Regions from separate parts of the Mus musculus genome. Here all the other regions are linked to region 1. A link is a loop called in an ENCODE intact Hi-C map of the cell type or tissue named here. Cell type or tissue: left cerebral cortex. All regions are shown on one strand. Links, peaks and the distances in the headings refer to the core of each region. The heading gives the core; the rest is flanking DNA. Region 1 overlaps Cdyl (chromodomain protein, Y chromosome-like). Region 2 has its middle 160 kb from the start of Cdyl. Region 3 has its middle 150 kb from the start of Cdyl. Region 4 has its middle 38 kb from the start of 4930529N20Rik.

Evidence for each region. A loop is a pair of places that touch in the nucleus more often than their neighbours do. Peaks named below come from ENCODE experiments on the same cell type or tissue, not always from the same donor. Only the 100,000 strongest peaks of a DNase experiment are listed, where the experiment ranks them.
Region 2: a loop joins it to region 1, with 2.5 times the contacts of the local background. A loop is called at or near these places in 2 of 42 quality-filtered maps.
Region 3: a loop joins it to region 1, with 3 times the contacts of the local background. A loop is called at or near these places in 2 of 42 quality-filtered maps.
Region 4: a loop joins it to region 1, with 4 times the contacts of the local background. A loop is called at or near these places in 2 of 42 quality-filtered maps.

Annotation. Positions count from the first base shown.
Region 1 is chr13:35,662,779-35,670,315 of GRCm38, forward strand. It overlaps Cdyl (chromodomain protein, Y chromosome-like), which reads left to right. Exons shown (of 10, transcript NM_009881.3): 2 at 7,034-7,170. The coding sequence starts at 7,168. Among named protein-coding and RNA genes, the nearest start is that of Cdyl, 6.7 kb to the left of the region's middle. In left cerebral cortex, for the core only: no CTCF peak of the experiment used is centred there; DNase peaks (open chromatin) are centred at 3,751 and 5,725.
Region 2 is chr13:35,496,349-35,503,885 of GRCm38, forward strand. No RefSeq gene overlaps it. Among named protein-coding and RNA genes, the nearest start is that of Cdyl, 160 kb to the right of the region's middle. In left cerebral cortex, for the core only: no CTCF peak of the experiment used is centred there; DNase peaks (open chromatin) are centred at 4,102, 4,714, 5,215, 5,555 and 1 more place; H3K27ac peaks cover 2,123 bases.
Region 3 is chr13:35,508,863-35,516,399 of GRCm38, forward strand. No RefSeq gene overlaps it. Among named protein-coding and RNA genes, the nearest start is that of Cdyl, 150 kb to the right of the region's middle. In left cerebral cortex, for the core only: no CTCF peak of the experiment used is centred there; DNase peaks (open chromatin) are centred at 3,366 and 4,466; H3K27ac peaks cover 618 bases.
Region 4 is chr13:35,125,874-35,133,410 of GRCm38, forward strand. No RefSeq gene overlaps it. Among named protein-coding and RNA genes, the nearest start is that of 4930529N20Rik, 38 kb to the right of the region's middle. In left cerebral cortex, for the core only: no CTCF peak of the experiment used is centred there; DNase peaks (open chromatin) are centred at 3,785, 5,595, 6,039 and 6,214; H3K27ac peaks cover 786 bases.

The sequences.
Region 1 (7,537 bases), core at 917-5,916:
AACCTCTGACACTGGCACCTCTACTAAGCTTCTAGTTTCCCTCCCAGCATGGCATCAGTAATCCCTTCCATGGGGAGCATCACTAGCTACCTTACGTTATTTGATCTCTTCCACAACTCCCCCATCACCATTAGAAAAGAGGAAATGAGACCCTGAGACTCAAATACCTTACCTAAGATAAAACAGTAAGGAGGCAATGAAGCCATTAATTTGGTGTCAAAGACTGTTAAATGTTTTATTGTATCATCATATAACCCTGACCATCCAAATCCATTACCCGGGCATTGGGGACCTTCAACAAATGGGTTTCAGGCAAGCCACATGGCTCAGCAGGTAAAAGTGATTGCCACCAAGCATGATGACCGAAGGTTAATCCTGGGACTCACACGGTGGAAGAAGAGAACACACACACATGGCATAAATACCCATTCACTTACTAAATGAGATTAAAATGTTCAAATCAAACTTTGGCTGAGGAGATGGCTCAGAGTAAAGAGTTTGCCACACAAGGGTAAGGTAGGGACCCAAGTTTGTATCCCCAGATCCCACGTAAAACCAGGCATAGTAGCATCTGTTATTCCAGTACATGCTACACACACACACACACACACACACACACACACACACACACACATATATGCTGAGGCTTGAAATGCTTTCCAATAGTAGTGACCCTACTGGATACAAGACATGATCTAACTATGGGAGCTCATTCATTTTTAACTTTTCTTTTCATAAAGGTTATTTTTATGTACATGAGTGTTCTTGCCTGCATGTACATTCATGAGCATGTGCATGCAGTACCCTCAGAGGCCCATGAGGGTGTTAAGTGGCCTGGAACTGGAGCTACAAATGGCTGTGAGCCACCAGGTAGATGCTGAGAACCTAAACTGACTCTTCTGCTAGAGCAGCCAGCTCTTAACCACTGAGCCATCTCTTCAGCCCCAATCCTTAACATTGCTTATTCATTAGTAAATTAACCTTATGCTTTGCCTTTAAGTACTGCTTTAGGTATGTTACACAAATGAGGGCATCAGATCTCATTACAGATGGTTGTGAGCCATCATGTGGTTGCTGGGATTTGAACTCAAGACCTTCAGAAGAGCAGTTGGTGCTCTTAACTGCTGAGCCATCTCTCCAACCCTACACCAATTCTAATATGTAGTATTTTTAGTTCTGAGAATGAGACTGGACATTATTTAATAATGTTCTATCCATCTTCTAGATAACTAGGATTTTTTAGGCATCTTTTTAAAAGTGTTAATTACATGATATCATTATAATTTAAAAACACTGTCAGATAGGACTGCAACTTTGGACTTTATTGAAGTTTCCTTTATGGCCTACTGTAAACATTGGGCAAGAATTCCATTTTATGTTTATTTCAGTTATGTATATATTTTGTTGTGTGTTCAGCTAATATCCATGATATTTTTATTTCTAGAAGATCTATAATTCTTAGAGATGCTCACTAAGCTGCTTCCAATTATAATAGCTAATTTATATATTTTCTTATTTATTTGACATAGCATAAGATTGTATTGTTTGGTTCATGAATGTCTATAATGATTTTATTATTTCACTCTTCTATCTTTTTTTTTTTTACACATTTCTTGTTTGGTTTTGTCTTGCTCTGTTTTAAGACAAAGTCTCTCTATGTAGTCCTGTCTGTCCTCTGAAACTCTGTACTCTTGAACTCCCAGAGCTTTCCCTGCCTCTGCCTTCCTCTGCCTCCCTCTGCCTGACTTTGCCTGACTCTGTATGGTGAATGTGCTGTTTTTACACATTCATACCAGCTGTTTTTAAACATTTTAAGCTATGAAATATACTATTTTATTTCATAACTTCATCACATGCAAATAGTTACAGGAGACAGGAATGAAAAGAAAGAAGAAATGACTAGAGGGAGGAAGTAGAAAGGATTTTTGCCTAGACATCCTCCCCAAAACCACACCCAGGATTTACTTCCTCCAACCATACCCACCTTTTACACTTGCACTACCTCCTAATTGTATACTCAGACCAGGGTCTTTACAGTCTAAGCATCTCTTAAAACACATGTGCTTTGTTAATCTCCTCAGCATCTCTGAACCAGATCAAATTGACTTTCAAAATTAACCATTACAACCCATGAACGGAAACTTCTAACTGTGGCTGAGGGTGTAGCTCAGTTGGTGAAGTCCTTGCCTGGCATACACAAAATCACCAGCACCGTATAGACCTGACCAGGTGCTACATGTCTGTAGTCTCAGAACTTGGATTGTAGAAGCAAGACGATCAGAGGTGCAAAGCCAGCCTGGGCAACATAACAATTTGGAGGCCAGCATGGAATACATGAGACTATGCCTTAAAAATAAATAAAAATTATCAGGGGCTGAAGAGATGGCTGAGCAGTTAAAAATATTTGACGCTCTTTCAGAGGAACTGAATTGTGCTCCCAGCAAATGTAATGAATTGCTCATAAACTGCTTGTAACTTTAGGTCCAAAGAGTATGATGTCCTCTTCTTGCTTCTTCTGGCACTAGCATGTACACACACACACACACACACACATACCACACCACACCACATAGGAATAAAAACATGGTTAAAAAGCTTTCAAGTTACACTACTTAAATATATGCTACAAAAGAAAATTAAGGCAAATGTTATAAAATGAGAAAGAGAAAAAGTCATTTTCATTGACACAAGAACCTCAATGACCTTGACCAACATCAGCCCGTGTGCTTCTCTCCCTAAGATCACAGAATCCTTACATACTGAAGAGTCTCATTCCTTCTTCCCCTCCATGGTACCTTAGCCTCTATCTGAAGGAAGTGGGTACTAACTGAATAGATCCCTTGAAGACCTTTGGCCCCACCCTGTCCTGTAGCAGATGAGGAAATGCCATAAAGAGGAAGTCTGTGACTTCATAGAGGTCACACGCCTAGTGACTGTCAGAAGGTAGAAGAGACTCAGCTCCCAGGGCCAGCAAAAAGGTCAGTGGATGAAGGTTCTTGCAACTACGCATAATGACTATGCAGGTCCAGGTTTGGTGCCTGGGACCTGTATAGTGGAAAGAGAAGACAGACTCCCTGCTCTCTCCTCAGACTCTCCTCCAAGGGAAACAAAAGTTTGCCCCTCACATGGACCACTCACCTGAAGAGTGTGGTGAGGGAGTCTGAGAAGTGGAGAACCACTGCATGCAGGGAAACGCAGATGCAGATGCAGACGCTCTTTTCTGAAAATCTTTCCACAAAGATCATTCTTTGTGTATACTTCTCGGAAACAGTTTTGGACTTGAATTAGACATCTAAAGCTGGGCTTCCCTATAGTTTGGATAGAAGACATGCCAGTGTTAAACTGGCCAAGGAGGGTGGTAGAGGCCCAGGAAGACAGGAGAGTAAAAGCAAAACCCAAAAACATCAGATTAAGTAAAGCAAACCTTGAGGCCACCAATTTGTGCAGAACAAACTCTAGGGTCAGCCTCAAGGCAAGAAGACACTTCTAGGGGTGGACTTGGTCTCTTATGGTGGATCCATTCTGAGCAACGGCCCTGGGAATCCTGTTTGGATTAGAATCCTAAACCCCTGTAGCAATGGCTCAGATGTCCCTTTTCCTTTGGTGGCATTAGAGCGTTCTCTGTACTCACAGTGCTTGCAGAGTCCCCTTTCTAAGGGAAGTGAGGAAGACAGAAAGAGATGAGTCACACAAGTGCCTGCTGTCCCTTGCTGAGGCAGGTGATGGACCAGGGCAACCATATGCATCAGATCCAGTCTTCTCTCCAGGCATAGCTGGAGGACACCGGTGATGAGGACAGCTGAGGACTGCAGATTTTCATGCCCTCTGTCCTAATACACTGGGAGCCTCCTCATTTACACATCCTGTCGCCTGGAACCACTTTACTCTTCATGTCCCCCAGAGAACAAGTGTAAGAGTAACAGCCAAAGAATTTTAGAGTTAAAAATGGTTCCAGTTCACAAGAAATGAGATCAGGACAATGCAAAGTCGTTGCAGCTCCTTGGCTACAGCAAGCCAAGCCATGAGAACCAGGTGGTGAAGGCATGCCTAGTTCTGCCATGAACTGAATGTGTGACCCTGAGCTCCGTGGCTAAGATTCATTCCATATCCATCAAATAAGGTCAGAATGGCCCCTTGAACATCTCAAGTCTCATTTCTAATCAGGAAGTAAGAATAAGGTCACTGAACCCATTGGGAGAAGAGGTCTGGAAACTCCCTCCAGACATTTGGCATTTCCCTCTGCAAGCACCTAAGGTCTTACACTCATGACTCCCAGCCATGCTTTTTCCAGGAGAACCAGAGGCAGGTTCCTAACCTTAGGAGGACCTAAGACCTAAGGTTAGAGGGAAAATTGCCATCCCGAGATGAAGAGTTGCATTGATAATTTCCAAACACCAAGGGACGATCTCTCTGTTCCTCCATCAGCCTTACCCAGCATCTGACAGGGAGTTAGCTTCTACTGCGAAGTGATTAAAAGGCCACCTGGCTTTTAATGTGTCATTTAAATTTCACATAATTGAGTAGGTAGTCCACTATTAATTAAAAAGTAAGCAGGAAAAATTGAGCGCAGATGATGTTTTGTTTTGCTTAAATTATGCTTGGTGAAATACAAATATCCCACCAGTGATATATTCTGGTGTAGCTCTCTCCAGCTAATAATGGTGGCTTGTATTTGCTAGATGTAAATGGATCATTGCATGTCAGGGGTCTGTGTCCTTTTGTGTATAGTTGTGACATGTGAGGTTGTGACTAGCATATTGCAGACACAGACACTGATGCTAGATCAAGCTGAAAATGAGGGCTGGCTACCATTCATGTGGCGCTCACGATAGGCTGATGGACAAACAGGGGTGATGTTATGTCTGAAAGGCCACCCCCATACTCCACCAGCAAATCTCAGGCGAGGCCTGCAAGAAAATTGCATACATTACCTGATTTAGAAAAACTTCAGTTTCCCCGGTTGCTTTTGTTGACAATAGCAATCTTGGTGGACTGTCTCAGGTTGAACAGAAAGGTTTGTTATCAGGATACAGAGGGATATGTGAAGTCGGGACGCGGGCCCATGTTGGAATAACTTCATAGTCTACATCCTTGACACCCTACACCTGTTTCAGAATATTTAAAGCAGGCATCAGTAAATTTCTAATGCCATTTCTCAAATCAGTTTTTATCAGGGTACAGAGAATAATGAATAGCAGGGTACCCGGGGTCAAGTCCTAGCTCTACCACTATGACATGAGGAAAGTTAACCTCTGGAAACTACGTACCTCATCTATAAAGTAAGAAGTATTAAACAATACTGGTCACAAGGTTCTTGTGAACATTCGAGAATCCATATGCAGTGCTCAGGGCACTGCCTGTCAGAAACTACACTCTCCTAGATCTAAGATATTAACATTGTGGTTCAGGGTTAGCACATGGCTCATGGGATTAGCCAAGCAACCTGGGTTTGATCTTGGGAGTACTAATTATGGAAGCAGAGAATCAAATCCTGAAGGACTGACATATAGTAAATTCCCATTCATGGCAGCAAATTTTTACTGTCAGATTGTCAGTGAAGGTAGTGGGCAAAGAATAGAGACCCCAGAAGGACATTGTGATATCTGGACAGAGCATCTGGCCTAGGTGGAGAAAGAAAGAATACGACCTAGAAATATGAGTATTTCCAAGGAATCCGGAACAAGCAGGAGCTGTTTGCAGAGCAGTGGGTGGTTTGGCAGAAGAGATGGTGTCACAGTCTATGCCTTTTGAGTTGTATTTTTGGAAAATAAAAGTGAGGTCATCTCCCCTGCTTAATAAGACGTGAAGGTGAAGTCTCTCATTTCTGAAGTGGTTTTAACTGGTGTCATACACAGTGAGGCAGAGTCTCAACAGAGCCGGTAGGTAGATCAAGATCACTGTTGTCAGCACAGGAACTGGGGAAACTGAGGTCTTTCCAAATTAGTGAGTAGGATTCTCTTGTGGGCCTCACCAGAGGTTTTCTGAAGAATTGCTATGTGTCTCTGAAGACCTGTCGTCCTCCCCTTGTTTGTTCATGACCCCAAAAGTTATCCCTGGAGAGAACCGACTCCATGCGTGCCTGTGCACACACAAATTAATGTGAAAAGAAATTATGGTTTAGGACGCCCACTACCTCTGGAGTCCCCAGATGGTGGGTCATCTCTCCCCAGCTGCTAGCTTCCTCCACTTTCAGAACTCTTGATCATCGTCTCAAACTTCAGGAAACAATGTAATTGACGTTAAATCAAACTGATGTAAAAGTCCATTCACAGGACGCTCACTGTGGGCTCACTTTTCACTTCTGTGTCTTACAAAGCAAGGGAAATGGCCGCAGTTCCGTTTTTCCAAAATAAATCCCAAAGGACATAGACTGCAATAGCATCTCTGATGTCAAGCCACCCACTGCTCTGTAAACAGCTCCTGCTTGTTCATCCTGAATCTCTAGCAATGTATCACTCCCTGTCTTTCTGAGCATCTCACTCCTTTTGCACTTTCTATCCTTTTGAATAAGATATTCATTTACATGTCTGTTTCCCTGCTAAGCTAATAGACCACTTGGGGACAGGAGCATCTCCTTGTCCATCTGTATCCTCCAATCTCTCTCAGAAGGTAAAGGAAGGAACCGAGTACCAAGGGGAGCTCAAATTGTAGGATACTTTCTGGGAGGGGCAGGAGGAGCTGGGATGATTCTTCTAGTGTGATACAAATGGCTATGAACGATAGCCTTCTAACCACTGTGGCTCGCTGTTACATATATTGTAATACATGTTGATGAACTGTAAGAAACCAAGAAATTGGCTTCTACTGTAGTGAAAAAAGGGCAAGTTTGACAACTTTAACCATTGTTTTTTTACACTATCACTTTTAATGTGCAGTTGCTTTGACTTGGTACTAAATGATATTTACAACATCCTTGGCCAAGCACAGAATGCTGGCTGGCTTTCGGATTCTGTAAGGACCTGAGAAAGTACCTAAAGTGCCTTGGTTCCCCATCTACTGTAATAAATTCCTCCTGTTGCAATTGTCATTGCAGGTGGTGACCAGAGAACAGAGGCCCCCCAAAAATTTTATGGCATTCAAGGCAAAGCACAGCCAACCCGGAGGGAAAGCAAGAGTCCAGCCTGGAAATACATAGCCCAACCCGAAGGTTATCTCTGAAGGAAAACAATGGTAAGACCAACCAGGAGCCAATCCTGGAGAGTAGGCAGAATTATCAGATGACCCCATATAATGATTGTATTGGTGGTGCATATTCAGACTGTGTGATAAAAGTGTGGAGGCATGTCACAGCCACACCACAGTAGCATATTCTATTTACAGGGTCTGCTCCCCTGAAAGTGTGCCTATCCTTTTTCTGGCTCCTCCCACACGACTTCTCTGAATTAATTTTCTAGGCCGGAACATCCATTTCCACACAGTGGTTGCTTTCGTCTCTTCTACTGCTTTCTTTAATAACTTTTGATGACCCAAGAAATACTTGGCTGGGTTCCATTTTCCACTTCCTCCAGGTGAAATATAGCACATGCCACTCCCTATG
Region 2 (7,537 bases), core at 1,199-6,198, 170 kb before region 1:
TTGTGTTACTTACCACCCACAAAAACGGGGGCCATACACATACCGGGGTGGCGGTAAAATTTACCTCTTTCTGTTTTTTATATCTAACATTGGAGGTGGTCCATAGTACTAAAATCATATCCAGCAAAAGTATCATTATACTCTCTACTAATATATGGGGTAAAGGAAAAATTATTTCTCTACTGCCCAAGTATATTTTTCAGCTTGGCAACCTGTCCAAGGTAACATTACATCTTCCATGGACCCTTCCTTGCAAAAGGGTGCCATTCTAGGTTGTGAAGGCGGCTTATTTCTAGATCTTCCACCTTTTCGGCTGGGCCACCATCCTCTTATAACTATGGCATCAGCCTTCATGTCAAAAGCCGCTCCGCCAAAAGAGGCCCTTTTTAACCAGGCTGCTGATTAATTATACAAGGCTATACATTGACTCTTATCTTGTACCGAGGAAATTAACATAAAGCACAGGCTTTCCTGTAGGAAGAAGGTTCTATTTTCTAGTAAAGCCTGAATCTGTTCATCTAAGGGTAAATAAGCAAGTCCCAGTTCTTTATCTGTAGTGAAAAAGCATGGAAATATTTGTGCATTATGCTTAACTGGCATAGGAAGAGGGAAAGTTGACATAATTCCCCATCTTAACTCTCCAGATATACTAGGAACCAGAATCTCCAGCATGAGAAGTATGATCCATCGATGTCATGGGATCTTGTTCCTGTGACTCATTGTCCAAGAGCTGGATCCTTCAAGTGAGGCGCTCCGGAATCCAAAAGGGATTATCTTCCTCCTGTGGAAAAACACATATAGCTCCCCTGGATCTTATTAAAATAGGATCTGGGCCATATCATTTATTATCAAGGACATTCTTCCACTTGACCATTTCATTGAGCGATTGAGGCCATTGTCTGTGCCTTTCAGCTGGTGATCTCCCAGCATTATCCAATTTTAAGAAATTAAGAGTAAATATTATAAGGGATAGAGCCATCTTTGGCGTCATAGCCGTTATCCCCCCTTTTGTAGAAGGTGCAGAGTTTGCACATGTGCTCCTCTGTCTTTCTGTCTCTTTCCTCCTTCAAGAACAGTAATCCAACTGGGTGAGGATCCTGGCTAACTGAGTATTAACTTCACGTGCACTTGATATGTATAAAGACACTATTTCCAAATAAGGTCACAATCACAGGTAAAAAGATTTGAACATAGGTTTTGAGGGGGCAGTGTTTAGCCCACAACCAACAAGAACTCTGGCTGTATAGTTGGGGGGGGGGTCATTGGCCTTTGTGTCCATAAGGAAAGAAATATTGGACAGCTGTCTTCTAGTAATGCAAGTTAATGCCATGACTGTCTGCTCCCTCTGAACTTGCCTCAGGAGACTCAGCCTCATTCAGTGGCTATGATCACCCAGCATGTTTACAGTTCACAATAAATGTATCCCCATCTCACCAGAATCTCCACAGAGCCCATGAGAGGCTCTATGCTCACAGAGCTTCCCTCTTTAACAAGTGGGAACATGGGGTCTAGAAGATCAAGGCAGGTGCCTACTGCCATGCCAGTTCAGCGGCCAACCAGGGTAGAACTTCACTTTCAAGAGGCCAAACTGCTCTTAAGAGGATCACACTTTCTGTGTAGCCCTGGGTTACTGTAATTTCCACACTGTGATCATTCATGAAACCGAGAGATTTAATCAGAACTATTCTGATTTTCCCAGGGCTTTGTGGTTGTTCCAGGACAAATCCTGTGTCCTGGGAAGCCCCTCAATCCTAGTGAAATCCTAATTTAAATAATGCATTAAACTCCTTGATACATACAAAAATATTCATAAAACAATATATTTTCCAGCAAATCATTCATATATTCATTGGCATACAGAGTTTCCAAATCATACTCTCCTTTGTAGACACAACTTTCCTTGGTACTGAGGTTTACTGGCCATTGAACATTTTATTATAGCAGATAACTCATTGTACCTATATGAAATTTAGTCTTATATTTTGCCTACTTGATAACTTACCTTACAAGTGAAGTATTTTGTAATACTAACCTATTCCTTGAGATATTTTAGTCAATGATAGATCTTGTATTCTGTAGTGGCCTCATCCAGTGGTATTTATTGCCCACATATGTCACTGCTGTCTTGATCTGTGTACTTAATTATAGTCTATGATGTGCACACAGCTACCAAGCTGCCAAAGGGTACATTTCTTGGGATGTGTCTTTGTCATTAAGTGACACATAACTGTATTTGTGTTTGGCTGATTCATTAATCATATTTTAATTGTAGAAATGGAGAAAATGTTCCTGCCCCTGTCAGGTAAACCCTGCCGTAGGAAGCTGGACTTTTGAGCTCACAGGAGCCATAACGTGGAGCAGTGGTTCTTGTCTCTTTTGAGCTATGGTTAGGCACTTGGACTGTTGTAGACTGACACTTCATTAGAATATGGAGGTCTGATGCATAAAAGAAGACACAAAGGATGGCAAAGGAGGCCAACAATGTTGGAAACCAACTACTGAACTATTAAGATAGATTTGTGCTACAGTGTCTTTTGTGTGTCCCCATTAACAGTGTGAGACAAAAACAGCTAAGCTTTCTGCCAGTAACAAAGCCACATAGACTCCTCATATTTTCACAGACTATTCCTCCATAATGATTTGTTTTTTAAAGAAAGACTAGTATAAACCATATTTTCTCCTCCTCTATAGCCAAGTACCCTTTGACATCAAAAAAAGAGCCCCTGTTTCCTGGTTTAGAATATTGTTAGTCCAAGCCTCTGAAATCTAAAATTTCCCCAGATCTGAAACTTTGGGGACACCAATATGATACCTTGAGTAGAAATTCCCATACTGGACAGGTCACAGTCAGAATGCAAGGACACTAAAAATAAAATGGCCAACAGGCTCTGATTATAAGACATCAAGCATGAAGCATAATGCCTTGTGTTTGTACTGGGTCCCTCCCCACAAGATTTCATATTATGAGCATGCAAATATTCCAAAATGTTTATGATTTTAAATGATATTTATTTATTTATTTATTTATCTTTATGTGTATGTGCATTTTTTCTTTGTGTATGTTTGTGCACCACATGTAGAAGCCAGAAAAGGGTACCGGAGCCTCTGGAACAGGGGTAAAGGTGGTTTCGGGTTACCTTGTGGGTGCTGTCAATTAAACCCAGGTACCTGAGCAGCCAGTTTGAAACACTTCCAGTCACAAGCATTTTGGAGAAGGGATATTCAATTACAAATTACAAATTACAAATCCCAAATCCCAACTGCAGTTCAAGTTTTTTGAGATATCATTTCTCAAAATGTATTTATTGGAATCCCAGTTTGAGGGAATGTGAACAGTTCTTTGTTGTGGGCTAAACACTGCCCCCTCAAAACCTATGTTCAAATCTTTTTACCTGTGATTGTGACCTTATTTGGAAATAGTGTCTTTATACATATCAAGTGCAGGTGAAGTTAATACTCAGTTAGTTAGGATCCTCACCCAGTTGGATTACTGTTCTTGAAGGAGGAAAGAGACAGAAACACAGAGCAGCACATGTACAAACTCTGCGTATTCTACAATCCAAGGAGCCCCAGGGGTTCCTGGCAGTGCCTGGAAAAAAAGCAGAGTCCTTCCAAAACCATAAAAAATAAATATCTGTTGTTCTGAGCCACCTGCCTTATGGCACCTGGCCATGGAAGCCCTAGGAGATGACACAGCATCCTTTGGGTAAAGCTGATCCGAAGCTAGCTTGGAGCCCCATGAGCACACTTCTCTGATAGATAATACAGCCTAGAACAGCAGAGACTCAAAGGAGGACTCACAATAAACTCTTAGTATAATCTATAGTTTCCTTAAGTTTGTTCATCAAAAAAATATATTTAACACAGCTAAATAGTGATGGTCACTGGAACATTAAATGCCCCCAAAAGTATGAGAGCCAGCAGGCAAATGATAAAGGGACTGAGAGTTTCACAAAACAGTGTGAAGATGTGAGAGTCATGGGCACCTTGAAAGCACAGCCCAGAGAAGACCGTACATAAGAGTAGTTCATTCCTGCCGTTCATATTTCTCACATAAGGAATTCAAAGTCCCGATTTGAAATGTGGGGGATGAGGACTGGAGAGATAGCTTGGCAGTTAGGAGTACTCACTGCATTTCAAAGGACCTGGGTTTGAGTCACAACAGCCACACTGCAGATCATAAGCTTCTGTAACTCTATTTCCAGGGGGATCTGATGCCGTCTTCTGGCCTCTGTGGGCATTTATTTGCACATGTAGTGCACAGAACCACAGGTGCCACACATACAATTTAAAAACAATGACTAAAAAAACTTTACAAAAACATGTTGTCAAAACACAGATATACCCCTATGCCTTACATACCTGCAAGAATAGTTTATTAATGAACACTGAATTCTTCCAGTTGCAATCACAGAAATTTCTCATGGAATAAACCCATCCCATAGTCCTATAAACCTACCCAATTACAGGCTGTCTTCTACCTTCCTAAATGGTGGATTGAGTTTCTACTCTGGTGGACATCTGTTTTAAACTATGCTTGGGCCCACTCTGGGATGTAAAACTGTCTTGTGCACAGTGATGGATCAACACCCACCCTCAGCATTTTCCCTCCCTCCAGGAGAGCAGCAGTCTGGTCCTCTAGTGGCTCTGCCTGCTAGGCTGTAGCGGGAACCGGCTTTCATGGCAGGCACTGTGATGTTTGCAGTGGTGAGGCTGGAGACCGTTTCCAGAAAAGACACAGGCTCTGGGAGTTTGCCGAGCACTGACTGGGAGCACAGTGTTTCTAGTCAGGGTATCTGGACTTTGATCTTGGGCCTGAGGGAGCCAGGCAGTGATGGGTTGAGAGAGGAGAGGATGGGGCCTGGGTCTCCCTGGGATACTTGCTTCTGGCCCAGATCCTTATATTTTAAAGTGTGTAGCACATTTGCCCCGTTTTAATGTTGGAGCCCCTAAGAGAGTACACTTAGGAATCAGCTCACACAAGCTCTGCAGAGATTATCAAACACCCAGAAATTTTGCAAGCCAGTTGTTAAATTAAGCCACTTCAAAATTGGCCACAATGGGATTATTTTTACTCCATGGAAATCAACAAAGACCACAACTCAGGGTTGGATTTTCTCTTTTTTTCCACAGGGCTCACATCCTGCTGCTGTCGTCTCACTGATTTCAGGAATATTTTACATCCCTCCCACATGCTTTCCAAAATTCTCACCAGAACCCTGGCCAGCTACTCCTATAATGTTCTTTGCAGCATTAGTCCGGGGTTCTGCTATCTTTCTAAGAGATGCTAGGTTTCTTGCCCTGGCCTTCTGTGGTTTCTCTCTGCTTAGAGTGCAAAATGAAAACAAAGCGCTCAGTGTCAGAGAAAGATCATTGAGACACACCTTCAGGGCATTCTCCAAGTCAGCAGTACCAGAGGGCTCCCAGCTTGATTTATTCTCAAGCCCTACATCAAGTGGTTCACAAAAATATCATGTAACCCGAAAACACAGAAAGAGAGCACTGTTCTCATTTCTCAAACCGTATGCAGGAAGCAGGCAGCTCTGACATCTTGCAGTGGTGGCCGAGGCCCTTCTGCCAGGCAGCCTCCAGCCCTTCTGCCAGGCAGCCCCCACTTGGAGCTTGTCCATCCCTGCTTTCTGGTGAGCATATCCTGACTTCACTCCAGATGGTGGGAGTCAGGCGAGTGGAACAAGACACGAGCTTCCGCCGGATGGTAAAAATGAATGACGCTAATAAATATGTCTTTGGCCACTTGGCTAGCCCACCTAGCATTCAGCCAAGACACCCTCCTAAGTTCCTAAGACCCCCCTGTAACAATTTCAGAAGTGTCCCACGACCCAGCACACACTATTCAGGTCAGACAAACAGCAGAATACTAAGAGAATTCCTTTCCTGCCGAATCAGGAACAGGCTAGACCTGTTGAGAATTCTTGTAAACTACCCATCTGTGAGTCATATTTGTATCACCCTGAGTGACTGGATTTGGGGTTAATTGCGAAGTTTGGCCAGCTGCCTCTGCAATTGGCTCAATTAGTTATGGAGGTTGGTAAAACAATGATCTGAGGTCACTGGCAGATTCAGACCAAGGGGCAGCAAAATTGAAAGTGGAGAAACCAGCCAAATTAAACCAAAGAAAAGGCCAGTTTGCAGCTATGTGGGAACGACGCCCAGCATGAAGCCAGGGAGAGCAATTAGTTAGAAATATATCGAGTTGTTGATAATTGAATATCTTAATTTGTAAATGCCAATTTTATATGATGTGGCCGGATAAAATGACCCTATTGATTTCCAAGGAAGTACCTATTGCACATTTCAAGATTGCCTGGGCTGCAGACAGGAGAAACACAGCCCAGCAGGAAAAAAAAAAAAAACAACAACATGTATGTGGTGTGTGTGTGTGTGTGTGTGTGTGTGTGTGTGTGTGGTGTCTCACATGTTTTCCCTGATTCTAACATGTTCTTCACAAACACAGTTCAGAGGAAGGAGCTCTGGCTGAAGGCTATGGTGACCTATACTTACACTGCAATTGACTTGCTATATGGCCTTAGTAAAGATGTTTCCCTGCTTTAAGTCTCGTTCTTTTCAACTGAGGTGACATCACAAACACTCTCATGATGCCAAAATGAGCTGATGAATTGCAATGTGGTGTTTTGAGGTGCTGAGTGCCTCGTAGATTATTCATAAAGGCTGTATTCATAATGGTTATCAGCCCCTATGGATATGTGGGGGTATATGCTCCCTGGGGAGAGAGTAAACTTTGAATGCAATTGTAACGGAGTGCCCCTGTGTTCTAGTGTCATTTCTGATGGTAAACAATGCCAACACAGTAACAAATTGCCAGAGAGTTTTTCATTAGTCATCAGAGTGTAAAAGATTTGATAAATAACGAGAAAATGTTGGCTCTTTTGAGGTGGGAAATCCATGTTATTGACAAGAGCAAATTACATTTCTTTGAAAAGGGTGGGGTCACGGGTTTTAGAGTATTTGCCTTGCTGCTGGGATAAATGAACAGCCGCCCCCCTCCCCCGGGAGCTCGTAAAAACTGTCCCCAGCCAGCCCCAGCCCAGCCCCCACCCTCACTTTGTTCAATCATTTGTGTGACAAGGCTGAGTAGCAGCCTGGCGTGGGCCCTGAAGACAGAGAAAGAGGAGAGAGACTCAGTGTTCGCAGAATTTGGGGAGCCGGAAATACAACGGCAGCGGTAACATTGCTTTGAGGAGGTATGCCAGGGAGTCTGGGGTGTTATGGTACCCTCTGTTCTCGTCCAGTCTTCGATTCCCAGCAGCTGCCCACTGCTCTTCAGCTCTGGCGCCGAGCCGGCACATGCCTCCCTCCAGAGCCGCTGCCAGCCTCACTCCTCCACCAGCAGCTGTTGGCCCAGCCCCGGTAGGGCAGCATGACCGCTGGCACCAGTGTGAGCAGGGCACATCTGCAGAGCGTCCCCTGCCCTTGGCTTCATGCCTATGGCTTTATGCCCTACTATGCAAGAGGTTCCCAGCTGGTGCCACTTGACAGGACCCCCTTCTTCACCATG
Region 3 (7,537 bases), core at 775-5,774, 150 kb before region 1:
AGCTCCTCCTTGTGAAGCCACAGAGACTCTGTGGGGAAAAGACTCCACTCTGCCATTAGTTCACCAACCCCAGAGATGTAGTGATATATGAGCAGCTGGAGCAAAGATAGACTTTAATGAGCAAACATTCACATAGGCTCATTCTCTTGAATGAAATATATATATATATATATATATGTATGACTAGAAAGTCATATATATATATATATATATATATATATATATATATATATATATGACTAGAAAGTGACTAGAAAGTCTGTGTGCAAAAGTGTCAAAATAAATACTAAACCCAAGAGTTAGTTGAGGTTATTTTCTCAGAGAGTTTATACCCCAAGTTCTAGGAGCCTTCAGCTCTGTCAAGTAAATTCTCTCACATTCAAAGCTTTTGTCCAACTAATACTATAGGTCACTAAAACAAAGGGTAGGTGTTGGTGCATCCTGAGTGATGTCATGGGAATTCCCAGGCTTTGTAGGACAAAGTCACCTTCTCCCTTAGCAGATTCAGTAGTATTCACAGAGGAATCTGTAATGTCTCCATGTTCATGTTACCTTGGTCCACCTCACTGTTGGTTAAAGAACATTCGATGTCTGCTCTTTGGTTATCTGTAAGGTTTGAGATGCATGATGTCACTCTCTGTGCCCTCAAATCAAAGAAGGTAAAAAAAAAAATAATAATTCCTTATACCCTGCTCTAAACATGATAAGACAAACAAACCTGTTAAATGGCGATCTATGACACAAACCTCACATCTTTAGCATAAGTCTCCAATCTCCACCCCAGCTGTCTTCAAAGAGGTAGATTAATTACTTCCCCAGCTACTGGGGACCAGGAAACTTGGGCCATGTTTCCTGACTCCTCGATTAATAGAGACAGAAAGCAGGCCAAAAATACATTAGCATGGTTAACGAGAGAGTGTTGGAAATTCAAAGCATTCGAGGGCTTTGTTCTGTTCTGTTTTTTATGAGAATCTATTCCAGACACAGTGCACATCCGAAGATGCTGAATCCAGAGTCCCAGCCTCAGGATGTGTTTGCTCATCCCATGGCTTTTGAGAGAAGAATAGCAGAGCTACCATGGACAATTTGGTAACTAAACTTTAACTCTGTATTCCTTTTCTCTGTATCTTAGATTTTTTTCTCAAAATAGAGACCTTAAATAACATAGGGATAAAGAGACTGTCTTTGGGCAAGTAGTTTTGTGTCCAGAAATGTTCAAACCCTGATTAAAGCTTCAAATCTGCATTAGTATTCTAAAACCATCACAAATGAGTGGCTTCAGCATAGAAATGTATGTCCCTTCCATTCCAAACACTCAAAGTCCAGGAGGTGTCAGAGGGTAGTAAGACCCAGGTCCCTGGATGTTTCCCATGGCTTTCTGACATCTGTGGCATTCTTTGCATGTAGGTACATAGCCACACTCCCTGGCTTCATCTACCCATTGTGTTCTCTCTGTTGGTGTCCATATTTCTCCATTTACAGGGACACCAGTGTACTGGCTAGTTTTGTGTCAACTTGACACAGCTGGGGTTATCACAGAGAAAGGAGCTTCAGTTGAGGAAATGCCTCCATGAGATCCAACTCTAAGGCATTTTCTCAATTAGTGATCAAGGGGGAAAGGCCCCTTGTGGGTGGGACCATCTCTGGGCTGGTAGTCTTGGGTTCTATAAGAGAGCAGGCTGAGCAAGCCAGGGGAGGCAAGCCAGTACAAAACATCCCTCCATGGCCTCTGCATCAGCTCCTGCTTTCTGACCTGCTCGAGTTCCAGTCCTGACTTCCTTTGGTGATGAACAGCAGCATGGAAGTGTAAGCCGAATAAACCCTTTCCTCCCCAACTTGGTTCTTGGTCATGATGTTTGTGCAGGAATAGAAACCCTGACTAAGACAACCAGTAAATGTCTTAAGGCCACCCTACTCTAGTATGACCTCATCCATCCTAACTAATTGCATTTTAAACAATCCTGTTTCTGAATGAGATCAGATTTGAAATATTAAAAGCTATGACAACAACATATAAACTTGAGGAACACAAGTAATAAAGAGTTTGACCTTCTCAAATGCATGCCCTCTTCATAGGCAAAGTACAGTCTGTCACCCAATCCAGCCCCACCCAAAGTCTTAAACCAATCTAACAGCAGTTTGAACTCCAGAGTCTCATCCAAATCCCTTAAGGTAGATATAGGTAAGACTTAGTATATGATTCACCTATTATTGGCTGTAATCCTTCTTCACCTGTGAGATTATGAAAATGGAACATTAATTGGTGTCTGGAGTGGCAATATCTGTCCTACCATGGCATAGATGAGAAGGGAGAGAGATTCGAAGGAAGAAGAGACCCTGGGTCCTAAGAAAGTCTAACACTTAGCAGGTGTCTTAGTCAGGGTTTCTATTCCTGCACAAACATCATGACCAAGATGCAAGTTGGGGAGGAAAGGGTTTATTCAGCTTACACTTCCATGCTGCTGTTTATCACCAAAGGAAGTCAGGACTGGAACTCAAACAGGTCAGGAAGCAGGAGCTGATACAGAGGCCATGGAGGGATGTTCTTTACTGGCTTGCTTCCCCTGGCTTGCTCAGCCTGCTTTCTTATAGAACCAAGACTACCAGCCCTGAGATGGTCCCACCCACAAGGGCCTTTCCCCCTTGATCACTAATTGAGAAAATGCCTTAGAGTTGGATCTCATGGAGGCATTTCCTCAGCTGAAGCTCCTTTCTCTGTGATAACTCCAGCTGTGTCAAGTTGACACAAAACTAGCCAGTACAGCAGGGTAAAATCCATTTTTATTTGTTGTTTGTTTGCCTGGTTTGATGTTTTAGAGATAAGGCTTTGCTATGTAGCCCAAGCCAACTTCAAATTTGCAACCCTCTTGCCTTGGCCTCCCTAAAGCTGTGATTACAGATGTTTGCCACCACACTTGTCTCTGTTAGCGTTTAATACATGGCAATATCCCTCTCTGGCTCCACACTATGAGGTTGGTCTCAATATAAGGAAGTCACTTTCCCTCCATTAATGCTTCGGGTATGGCCCTAAAAGGACACCCTATCAGATTTTCCTCACATGAATTTGCAGACATGAGTCAAAAGGCTATTTATTCTGTGTTGGCCAGAGTTTGTGCCTCAGCAGAAAGAACTCTAGGCTAAGACACAACTAGTCCACCATTGACTGTTGTCATGGTTTGTTAAAGCTGTCAAGAAAAATCAGTAACAGTCCAGGCCTTGCGAAGCTTTTAAAGATCTAGCCTTGGCCAAGCTGTCGAATCTCACCATGAAACCAAAACTTTCAACACTATTTCAGAAACTGGTTTCAATTTCAGTTCCAGAAGCAGAGTGGGAAGGTCTGTCCTACAGAAGCAGATGGCAGTTTCCAGTGACAGACAGGAGGTGTGTTCCCCCATCCTACTGCTTCTCCATCCACACTCAACACTTCGGGCTTCTCCAGGATGATGTGGCTGTGGTCACTCTTGCCACAGTAGATAACGAGTATCTCATTCTCAACAACATGAATGAACATGCAGGACGTTATCCTCGGTGACATAATTAGACACAGAGAGACAGCTGCTGTGTGATCTTGCAAAACAGCAAACTCGTAAGAGTGAACAGCTTAGAAACAGGAGATGTTGGTCGGTGAGACAGGACATACTATTAAACATACTGGAGAATTGTTGCACAGTGACTACAGTTAAAAATTGCTTATATACACCTCAGAGATAGTATGGGTGCGGTTCCAGACCAGCACAGTAAAATGAATCGCAGAGCAAAGTGAATCACATACAGTTGTTTTCTTTGGCAGTGCATATAGAAGTTGTGGGTAAGGCTGGTGAGGTGACATATGTCTTTAATCCCAGCATTCAGGAGGTAGAGGCAAAAGAATTCAAGCTCCAAAATAGGGACTACAAAGAGAATTTAAGTCCAGCTTGGGTTATCTAGAAAAACTCTCATTCAGAAAATAAAATTATATATACACATATATATGTTTATATATATACATATATACATACATATACATGTATATATATACATATGTATGTATACACATACATATATATATCAGTGTATTAGTGTATCACATATATAGTCATATCTAAAAATATGTGTTCTAAAACATTATATATGAAACAGTATGTTACATATATTATCATATCTAAAATACATGTGTACCTTGATTCTAAAGTGCCCTACTTCTGACATATGCTAACAATTATCTGAACCTTCATCATACCGTAATATTTTTAGTGATCAAGGCTCTTCCTTTTATATCTATGTTTGCTATGACATCAGAGTGACTGATGGCTGACACAGGTGAGAGCGGTGAAGAGATTTCTTAACATAACAGTGAAGTTCGCCTCAGTGACCAACCTCCGTTCACAAAAAGCCATTTCTCTGTAGCATGCAGTGCTGTGGTAGCACTTCACCCACGGGAGAAGTTCTTTCAAAACTGGAGTCAGCGCTTTCAAACGTGCTGTTGCTTTAGCAACTAAGTTTATGCAATGCTCTAAATCCTTCACTAGCCTTTCAACAGCGTTCTAGTATCTTCGGGACAGGAATAGATTCCATCTCAAGAAAGCACCATCTTGCTTATTCATAAGAAGGAACTAACATGTAGAAGTTCTGTCATGAGAGTGAGGCAGTTTGGCCTCATCTTCAGGCTCCACCTCAAAATGCTGCTTCTATCTTTTCTGCAGGTACTTCCTCCACTGAGGTCCCTAAGGGGTTTCAACCCTGAAAGGTGGAAATTGACTTCTAAATTCCTGTTAATGCTGACATTTAATCTCCTGCCAAAAATCTCATGTGTCCATAAGGACATCTAAAAGGTGAGTCCTTTCCAGGAAGTTTCAGTTTACTTTGCTCACATCCAGCAAAGAAATCATCATCTATAGTAACTGTAACCTCATGAATGCATTTCATTTTTTAATAATTTATTTTGTGTGTATAAGTATTTTGCCTACATTGAACCGTGTATCACATGCATGTCTGGTGTCCGAGGAGGCCAGAAGAGGGTATCAAATACCCTGGGACTAGCACTCCAAATGGTTATGAACCACTATGTGGGTTCTTGAAATAGGACCAGGGTTCTCTGCAAGAGCAGCCTGTGCTCTTAACCTCTGAGCCATCTCTCCAGCCTATAAATATATTTTAAATAAGATTTTTAAAGTCAAAATAATTCCTTGATCCATTGGCTGCCTTGTGTTAGTAGACATGAAGAGCCTATCACCCTTGCTGTCTGTATCTATCAGAGCTCTTAGATGACCAGGTGAACTGTCACCATGAAGTACATTTTTTGAAAGAATGTTCTTTACCTGAAGTGTGGGTCTCAACCGTGAGACTAAGTCATTCAGTGAGCAATGATGGGAACAAATGCGTTGTTATCCTAACTCTGTGTTTCCATGTTAGAGCATGGACTGAGTAGATTTAGTATGGTAGTAATTAGTAGATTTAGTAATGGTCCTAGGGTTTTCAGAATGGTAAATAAGTATTAACTTCAACTTCACTTGCATTAGCCTCTGTCCTGGTTTAAATATTAAATCCCTAAAGGCTAGTGTGTTGAAGGTCTAGTCATACAGCTGTGTTCAGAGGTAATGACTAGTTCAGGAGGATGCTAACTTCAGAGGGCTGATTTCTTTACAGATTCATAGTTGAGTGGACTTTTGGAGGTCAAGCCTAGTTAGAGGTAGGAGATGCGGATGTGGGCTTGAAGGATTTGTCTTGTCTTGCCTACCTCTTTGCTAGTTCTGTATCCTTGTATCATAAGGTGAGCAGCCTCTCCTGCCTCACCACGCCACACCCTGACACTATGGGCGAAACTAATCCAAAATTAACACTTCTTCCTGCCAGGTGATCTTGGCCAGCCATTTTAACACAGTGGCAATGACCTAATACAGACCCAACATGATAGCTAGCCTGTCATCTGAAGCTTCAAAGCCAGACATTCGTTTATCTTCTCTAGCTAGGAAAGTACTAGAGGGCATCTTCTTCCTGCAGAAGACTATGTCGGCTACATGTAGATTCTAGTACGCAGCACTGAGGCCAGCGTGATAGTTAACAGCAATTTGGCTCACATTAAAATCTTCTGAGGAGGAAGAAGCTACAGCTGAAGAATTGTCCTCATGGCCTTAACTGGTGTGGGAAGAGCCCTCCCAAAAGTAGGTGACACCCTCTGGTCTCCAGACAGATCAAAAAGTGTGTGAGGTTGTTACTTCAACATAAGCTGATTTAGCTTACATATCTGTGTTTGTGTGCATGTATGTATGTGCTGTGTATCATGCATGCACTCTATCAATTCTGTTCCTTTAGAGAACTCTGACTAACAGCCAGTTTCTTCCATTACTAGGTGTTCTGAGGACTTGCAGCCCCCTCTCCGTTGCCCCTGATCATACGGCCTTCCACACTATATTATGGAGAGAGCTTCTTTCTCAAAGCCTCCTGAACCACCTTCAAATGTTTCCTCTGCAGCGTCCTCACCTCTCTCAAGTATTTGTGAAATTGAAGGAGTCACCTCCTTGCTCTGCTTCACACTTTTGGGAGAGTCTTGCAACACGTTTCACCTTTTGTCTACACCAGTAACACTTTCTCCGAGCCAGCAATAAGGTGGCTGGGGTTCTAATTGCTCCATGTACTACTTTAAATTCCCTGCAAGCACTTCCCCTTTGCATTCACAGCTGTGCTGAATGGCTCAAGAGTCTTTCATTCTTTCTCAAATTTTGACAGTCATTAAGTATCAATCTAACAAGTGTTTAAGCTTAATTGCTGTTAGCATTTGACCTATGGTGAGAAAATCTGTAACTTGTCCTTTCACAAGAGCCCAGAGAGGACTATGGGTTCACCAACTGGCTTGGTTTCAACGTTGTGTCACAGGCACAGGGAACAGTGCAGGGGGGAAGAGGGGAGGGTTGTCTCTGAGGAGGGACAAAGACAGGAAATGGCTACTTAGTAGGGGCCATCAGAATACACAATGTTTCTCCCTCTTGTATAGGTATGGCCTACAACTTCCCAGGACAATGACAATAGTAACAAAAGAAATTATGATGGAAAAGTTTGGGACAACTTCCAAAATACCACATGAAATGAGCTCTTGCTGCTGGGAAGGTGAAGTGAACTCTGCTTGAGCGCTGTACAGGCCCAAAGGACTCCATGTTGGTTTACACTTAGTGTGGGAGTCGTGGACACTAAATTTATATTTTAAAAAATGTGTGGCGGATAATAAAATGAGGAATTCCTGTGCCCCATAAGTGCATACAGCATTTGTCCATTTAAAATGAATGAACTGGGGGCTAGAAAGGTGCATCAGTAAAGGTAAAAGCCAAGCAGCCGTGGCAAGCTGAACATGGCACCAAGTTCAACCCCAGGAACCCCATAAAGATGAAAGGAAAGAATCAACTCTATCAAGCTGTCCCCTGACCTCCACACATGCTGTGGAACATATGGCCACATCATGCACACATACAATAATAAATAATTAATAGTCAAATACCTTTAACCTCAGCATGTTGGGGAGCTGAGACAGATGTCCAAGGTCCCCCTTGTCTACCTGGTAAGTTTC
Region 4 (7,537 bases), core at 1,363-6,362, 540 kb before region 1:
AGCTTTGAATTGGTTTCTTTGCAGTCTGAATTCGTTGTGCTATTCTGATTCTGGGCTTGGATGATATATCACAGACCATTTTGCAGTCTGGGTACAGTCTGGTTCTTGGAATGCCTCCTAGTTAGGTTTCTATTGCTGTGATAAAAACTGGCCGAAGCCAGCTTGGATAAGAAAGGATTTATTCGGCTTACATATTCCAGGTCAGAGAATTCTGAAGGAAGCCAAGTCAGGTGTAAAATGTAGGAACCAGGAACTGAAGCAGAAGTCATGGAAGAATGCTGCTTACCGGGTTGCTCTCTATTGATTGTTTTAGCCTGCTTTCTTTCCTCCCCCCCCCCATTTATTTACTTATTCACTTTGCATTCCAATTGCAGCTCCCCATTCTCCCTCACTTAGCCCCTCCCCCATGCTTCCATCCCCTTCTCAAAGGAGAAGGGGGAAGAGCCCCTGGGTACCAATCCGTGCTGGCATGCCACATCACTGCAGGACTAGGTACATTCTCTTCCACTGAGGCCAGACAAGGCAGTCGGGTTAGAAGAACAGGACGAACAGACAAGTAACAGAGAAAGGGATAGCCTCTGCTCCAGTTGTTGGGGGACTCACACAAAGACCAACTGTACATCTGATACATCTATGTAGGGGGCCTAGGTCCAGGCCATGAATGCTCTTTGGTTGGTGTTTCAGCCTCTGGGAGTCCCCCAAATGTCCAGGTTGGTTGACTCTGTTGGTCTTCTTATGGAGTCCCTATCCTCTTCAGGTTCCGCAATCCTTCCCCCAACTCTTCCACAAGACTCCCTGAACTCTGCCTAATGTTTGGCTGTGGGTCTCTGCATCTGTTCCTGTCAGTTGCTGGGTGGAGCCTTTCAGAGGACAGTTATGCTAGGTTCCTGTCTACAAGCATAACAGAGTATCATTAATAGTATTAGGACAATTTTTCCATTTCTCTTCCCCATGGGATGGGTCTCAAGCTGGGCCAGGCATTGGTTGGCAATTTCCCCAGTCTCTGCTCCATCTTTGTCCCTGCACTTCTTATAGGCAGGACAAATTTTGGATCAGAGATTTTATTGGAGGATTTGTGTCCTTATTCCTCTACTGGGAGTCCTGCCTGACTACAGGAGGTGACCACTTCATGGTCCTTATCCACCACAGCTAGGAGTCTCAGCTAGAGTCACCCTCATAGACTCCCTGAAGCTTCTCCCATTCCAGGTCTCTGGCACATCCTAGAGACACTCACTCTACGATGTGATACTTACTGTTCACTCTCTGGCCCTTTCTCCCTGGCTCTCCCGACATCTGATGCACTCCTTCTCGACCCCCATCCCCGTTTTCCTTTCCTTCACTTCTCCCACCCTGTTCTCTCCCTCCATCTACCACTGATGATTCTTTTATTTCCCCTTCTTAGTGAGATTCAAACATCCTCCCTTGGGCTAGTACTCTGCATTGTGGCTGTAGCCTGCTTTTTTGTTTGTTTGTTTGTTTGTTTGTTTTGTTTTGTTTTTTAGCATCTAGGATCATCTGCCTACGAGTGGCACTGTACACAGTGAGATGGACCCTCCCATATCAATTAAGAAATTTTCTACCCCCCACAGACACTTGTTTATAGACCAGTCTGATAGAGGCAATTCTTCTTCCTAGATATGTCTAGGTTTATGTCAAGTTGAAAAAAGAAAACAACCAACCTGACCAGCACAAACTGTAACAGCATCAGTATCCAAGGGCTCCTGGAAAGAGTAGATGAGATATTTGGAAACCAGAGTAAAAATCCCTTTTCACACTGGCTCACAAGGTAGAGGTGCATAACTGTCTGAGGATGAGAGATGTGATGCTTAATTACAGGTGTCAGCTTAAAAAACTAAGGGATCTAGGAATGCCTGGAAAAGTATTATTTCTGGGTATGCTATGAATACCAGAAAAGAAAGTTGCCACTTTATAGACCAAGCTAGGAACAGCCACCTTTATTCAATGCAATGTACTCCATCTAATCCAATATAAGATCTGGAAAGAAAAAGGAGAGAAAGGGTGATATCTCTTCCTCTCACTCCCTCCTCCCTTCTCCATCTTTTCCTCATTCTCTGCTACCCACTTCTTTCTCTTCCCTCTTCTTTCTCTTGCCACAACCTTCTCTTGACCTTCAGCATCAGTGTTTGAGGCCCTCTGGCCTTCATATCTCGGACTTACACAACTAAACCCACAGGCATTTGAACATGGGTTGAGCCATTCTACCAACTTTCCTTATTCAAAACTTTGCAGATGGATCATTCTGAGATGTCTCAGTCATCAAACTAACCACCCCCAAGAAATTATCTATCTATCTATCTATCTATCTATCTATCTATCTATCTATCTATCTATCTATCTATCTATTTATCTATCTATCTCCCATAGTTATATTTCCATTCTATCACTTTTCTAGATACTTGATTCTGTCTTTCTAAAGAAGGTTGATTAATACATGGGGCAGCAGAGTGTTCTCTTCAATTCTTTTGTGAGACAAATGCCATCTATTTCCTGGAAGAGTCAGATACCTCAGGACATGAAATGATCGCTGCTCCATTCGGCTAGACAACATACCTCTTGAAATTACCTTCTCATTTTTGAACTAATTCTGAGCATTTCAGTTGAAACACAATTAATATAACATGAAATTAACATTTCAATAAAGTATGTATTTCAGTGAATTTTAATATAAATACTAACTGTCCAAATATCACTACTACTTGCAGAAGGTTTCCATCACCTCCAAAGGAAACCCCAACCCCAATAGCGATAACTTTTCATACTTCCATCCCCCACATCTGGCAAGCACTGATTGACTTCTTACCTCTATGAATTGGCCTATGTATACCTCATCTAAATGCATCTATAGTGCACTGCTCTCTTGGTTTAGTTTTCTTCCTTTCTGTTTTCTTTTTGAGGAAACATCTAATGTAGTCTAAGCAGGCCTTGAACATAGAATGTAGCTAGGCTGACCGTGAACTTTGGTGCCTGTGGAAACCAGATGAGGTCATTAAATACTCTGAAACTGAAGTTACAGATGATTGTGAGCTACCATGTGGATGGTGGGAAATGAACCTAGGTCCTCTGAAAGAGCAACAAGTGCTTTTAACTACTGAGCTACCTCCCCAGCCCTATATATTCCTTTACTAGGTTTTTGTGATTCTTTTACTAAAATTACGGGGTAGACATTATATAAATTTCACCAAAAGGCATGCAAGCCAGCACAAGAAGCAAAAATTCAAGGGACTGTCCCTTAAGTTATAGAAGGACTAGGGGACTAGTGACAAGAATGAAAGATTCCGGCTCTCCAACTTCTCTGTGCTTGTGGGAAATTAGAAATTTGCTGTCCCTTCAGTATAGACGTCTCTTAGTCTATTTTCTGTTGTTGAGGCAGGGCTCTTTATGAAGAAAAGAGGCGTGTTCAACTTGGACTCAGAGTGTGCACTCGTTTCTCTTTTGTTGCTGGGGTAAGACACCCTGACAAAAGCATCTTAAGAAAGGGGTTTTATTTGGGTTTACAGTTTCAAGGTATACAGTCCATCCTGGTGACAAGTGCACAAGGTCCACTTCTCACACTGAATCAGCAGCCTGGAAGAGAGAGTGAGCAGGAAGTGATGTCAAAACCTGCCTCCAGTGGCTCACTTGCTCCATCCAGCAAGGCTTCATCTCTCAAAGGTTCTACAAACTTAAAGATTTCACAGAGCACAATGGCAGTTGGCAGTCACCCGCAGTTACACACTGTCTCCCCTATCTCCCACACACTTTGTTCCTGAGGGGGTGGGGATGACACTCTTTGAAGTCTGATAGCCCTGCCCCACATCCTGTTCCCTCTTTCTTCTACTCTGCTGTGGCAGTCTGGCAGTTTGGTGGTGAGTGATGTGTCTGTGAAGGCGAAGCTAGTGTCCCCTCCTTTTCAAATGAAGCAGGCAGCTCTGGTCAGCCTTGGGTTCCAGCTTTCCTGTAAAGTTCTGTAAGACTCAGGGCTTCCTGGTTTTTACCACACTCCAAAAAGGCTGAAGCACGTGTTGTGTTAAATCTTCTTGTTCTTGGATCCTAACTCTCCTGGCTTCTCCCATCCTGGTGTGTCATGTGCCTTGCCCTGTCCCAAAGAAGCCTTTGCAGAGAGAAAAGGAGGTGAGAAGTGTAAAAATACAAAACTTTCTACATCCACCCATACTCAGAGTAATAACGCGGAGAAATGACTTGGAGACTTTTATATTTATTAAAAGCTTCAGGCACTATAGTGGGAAGATTCTGAGCTATTCGAATTTGATAATACTGGCCTGGCCTACTTTCCAGCCATGTGGCCTGTTACCTGTCATCTTGGTCTCGCCTGGTCACTTCCTTCTTTATTTGTGTCCTGATAGAGACTTCCAGGGTTCCCCCTGAAATCCTCTCCTTCTCTCTGGGTCAGAAAGTCTTGCCTATTCCTCTCCTGACTAGCTATAGGGTGAAAGGCATCTCACCATCATTGGTAGGCACTTGCCCTGGAAGCAAGGATATTCTGTGACAATTGAAAATGGCATCACTTGAGCAGTGCATGGTGGCACAAAACTTGAATCTCATAATTCAGGAAGCAGAGGCAGGGATCTTTAAATTCAAGGTGAGTCTGGACTACAGAACAAGTTCACGAACAGCTAGGGCTATGCAGAGAAACTCTGTCTCAAAAAACCAAAAATGAAGAAGGGAGAGGAGGAGGAGAAGTGGAAAGAAAGAAGGGAAGAGAGAGGATGGAAGAAAGGAAGAAAGAAAATGGGGAGAGGGAAGGGCAGGAAGAGAGAAGGGGATGAAAGAAGAGAAAGAGAAGAGAGAAGAGAGAGAGAAGAAAGGAGAGAGAGAGAGAGAGAGAGAGAGAGAGAGAGAGAGAGAGAGAGAGAGAGAGAGAGAGAGAACTACTACAAGATGATGTGAGATGTGTGAGATGGGTGGGGATGATGTAAATAAAAGTTCTTGGCACACACAAAAACGACACTTCCCTATTGTAAAGCATCAAAGGTGACAGGTTCCCTTTCTACTGAAAGGTACATTTATTTTCTAGCCCAATGCAACTTGGGCCTGTTTGTGATCCACAGAAGACCACAGCCACCCTTTCTTCCTGATTATACAGCTCTCTTTGCCATGTAGACACAGGGGGAGCTTGTAATTTGAATTCCTGTCCCCTCTGTTCACCTGACTGTACAGTGCAGAGGACAAGCCCTCTCTTGGTTTGTGGATTTAGCCTTGTTATGGACATAGCACCCGGACATGGGGATAGGGGTGTAATTGTCTCCTCTCCCCTGCCCACAAGGTCAAGATTTTGGGGTACAGTCATCCATATTGGCTTCTGCCCAAAACTGAAGCTTGTATCATCCACCCAGGCAAGGTCTTTTCCATGGAGAGTCCTCCACAGAGTCACTTGGGTTTAGGATGCCAAATGGATCCCTGGCACTTCTGGTTCTCTGTCATGTGGGTGCCACTTGTGCTCCTGGCTTCTGACTGGTTGTGATAGCAGCCCAGGGCTGGCATGCATTCTGGCTGTGCTGTTCCCTCTCAGCACCTCCTTCAATGTGGCAAGCTCCCCTTCCCTCCTTCATTCCACAACTGGTGAGCCTTGGATGTACATACAGCCTCTGGGGCTGAAGGTAGACTCAGAAATGACTAGTCAGATTGTGGAAGTGGGTCAGGCAGGTGGCTGGTAAGGTGTGTTCTGTGCAGAAGTGGCAGATCAGGAGCCTGCCAAGATTTCTCAGTTCCCCTTTCGATTTCACTGCATCAGCAGCTGCAGCCTGTTCCCAGATACATGCTTGATGATTCTAGATGCCAGAATAAAGAAGCAGAGGAAGGGCGCTGTGAGTCAGGTCTGGAGAACAACACCACCTACCCACCCACCCACCCACCACCACCACCACCACCACCACACACAAACACACATCAGAATGACTCCCTCAAATCATTCTGAGAGGCAGTAATGTAGCACATAATGACACACATGAGTGGCGTTGATGCAGGAAGCGCGTGAGTCACACTGGGAGAGCGTGGAAAGGCTTCAGAGAAGGGGTGAATGTAATTTTACCTCGTGAGCAAGAGCCTGGAGCTTTTTTTTTTTTTTTTTGGTTAGAGGAAATGGGTGGGAGGGGCTTTGGTATCACTCACAATCTGCTTCAGCATCCTTCAGGGGCCATGCTCACTTAGCATCCTGAAGTAAAAATAACACATTTTGGCTGAGCAACTCCCAGAGGCCAGACAGCATTTGGGAGCCAGGAAAGGCATGTGGGAGAGTCCCGAAGAAGCCCTACAATTGGGCCAGTCAGTTTTCATGGTTCACCTCCTACCAGTTCTCCCTCCTCTACGTCTATTCCATCTTTGATAGCCCACGCCCTTTCAGCTCCTCGGTGTTCTTGCCCTACATAGAGTTTTCTCTCTGTGCCCTTACTCTTTCATGTTCTCATTTCCCAAAGAACAAAGTCTGGCCTGGTTTGCAAAGTCCCTGAGATTTGGCCTCCAGAGAGCTGAGCATGGTCTAAGCTATCTGCAGCATGTCTTTACCATCTCTTTCTTCCTTCTACCTTTCATTGAAATTCCCTCACCAGACACTTTTTTCCCCAAAAGTCCCCCTGCCATATATGCTCCCTTCCTCTATTTTCTAGAACCTCAATAGTAATCAATAATCCTATTGTATTTTCTTCCTTTTTTCCTAAGGCTATCTAGAATAACTAATATACTTGACACAAAGTACTATTAACGTCCCTTCACATCCTAAACTGGTTGGAGCTTTGGAGGTGATTGTTTCATAGCTTGTTATTACTCTATTTTCTTATGGGTCTACTTTGGGTAGTGACTATTACTGTTGATAGCATTCTACTTGCAAAGAACTATGGTAGGCCTGAACTCCTAACAGAGAGAAATAACATCTCAATTCTTTTTTTTTCCAATTTTTTAAAATCTATTTATTTTTTATTACATATTTTCCTCAATTACATTTCCAATGCTATACCAAAAGTCCCCCATAACCTCCCCCCCCACTTCCCTACCCACTCATTCCCATTTTTTTTGGCCCTGGCGTTCCCCTGTACTGGGGCATATACAGTTTGCAAGTCCAATGGGCCTCTCTTTCCAGTGATGGCCGACTAGGCCATCTTTTGATACATATGCAGCTAGAGACAAGAGCTCCGGGGTACTGGTGAGTTCATAATGTTGTTCCACCTATAGGGTTGCAGATCCCTTTAGCTCCTTGGGTACTTTCTCTAGCTCCTCCATTGGGAGCCCTGTGATCCATCCAATAGCTGACTGTGAGCATCCACTTCTGTGTTTGCTAGGCCCCGGCATAGTCTCACAAGAGACAGCTACATCTGGGTCCTTTCGATAAAATCTTGCTAGTGTATGCAATGGTGTCAGCGTTTGGAAGCTGATTATGGGGTGGATCCCTGGATATGGCAGTCTCTAGATGGTCCATCCTTTCGTCTCAGCTCCAAACTTTGTCTCTTTAACTCCTTCCATGGGTGTTTTGTTCCCAATTCTAAGGAGGGGCATAGTGTCCACACTTCAGTCTTAATTCTTCTTG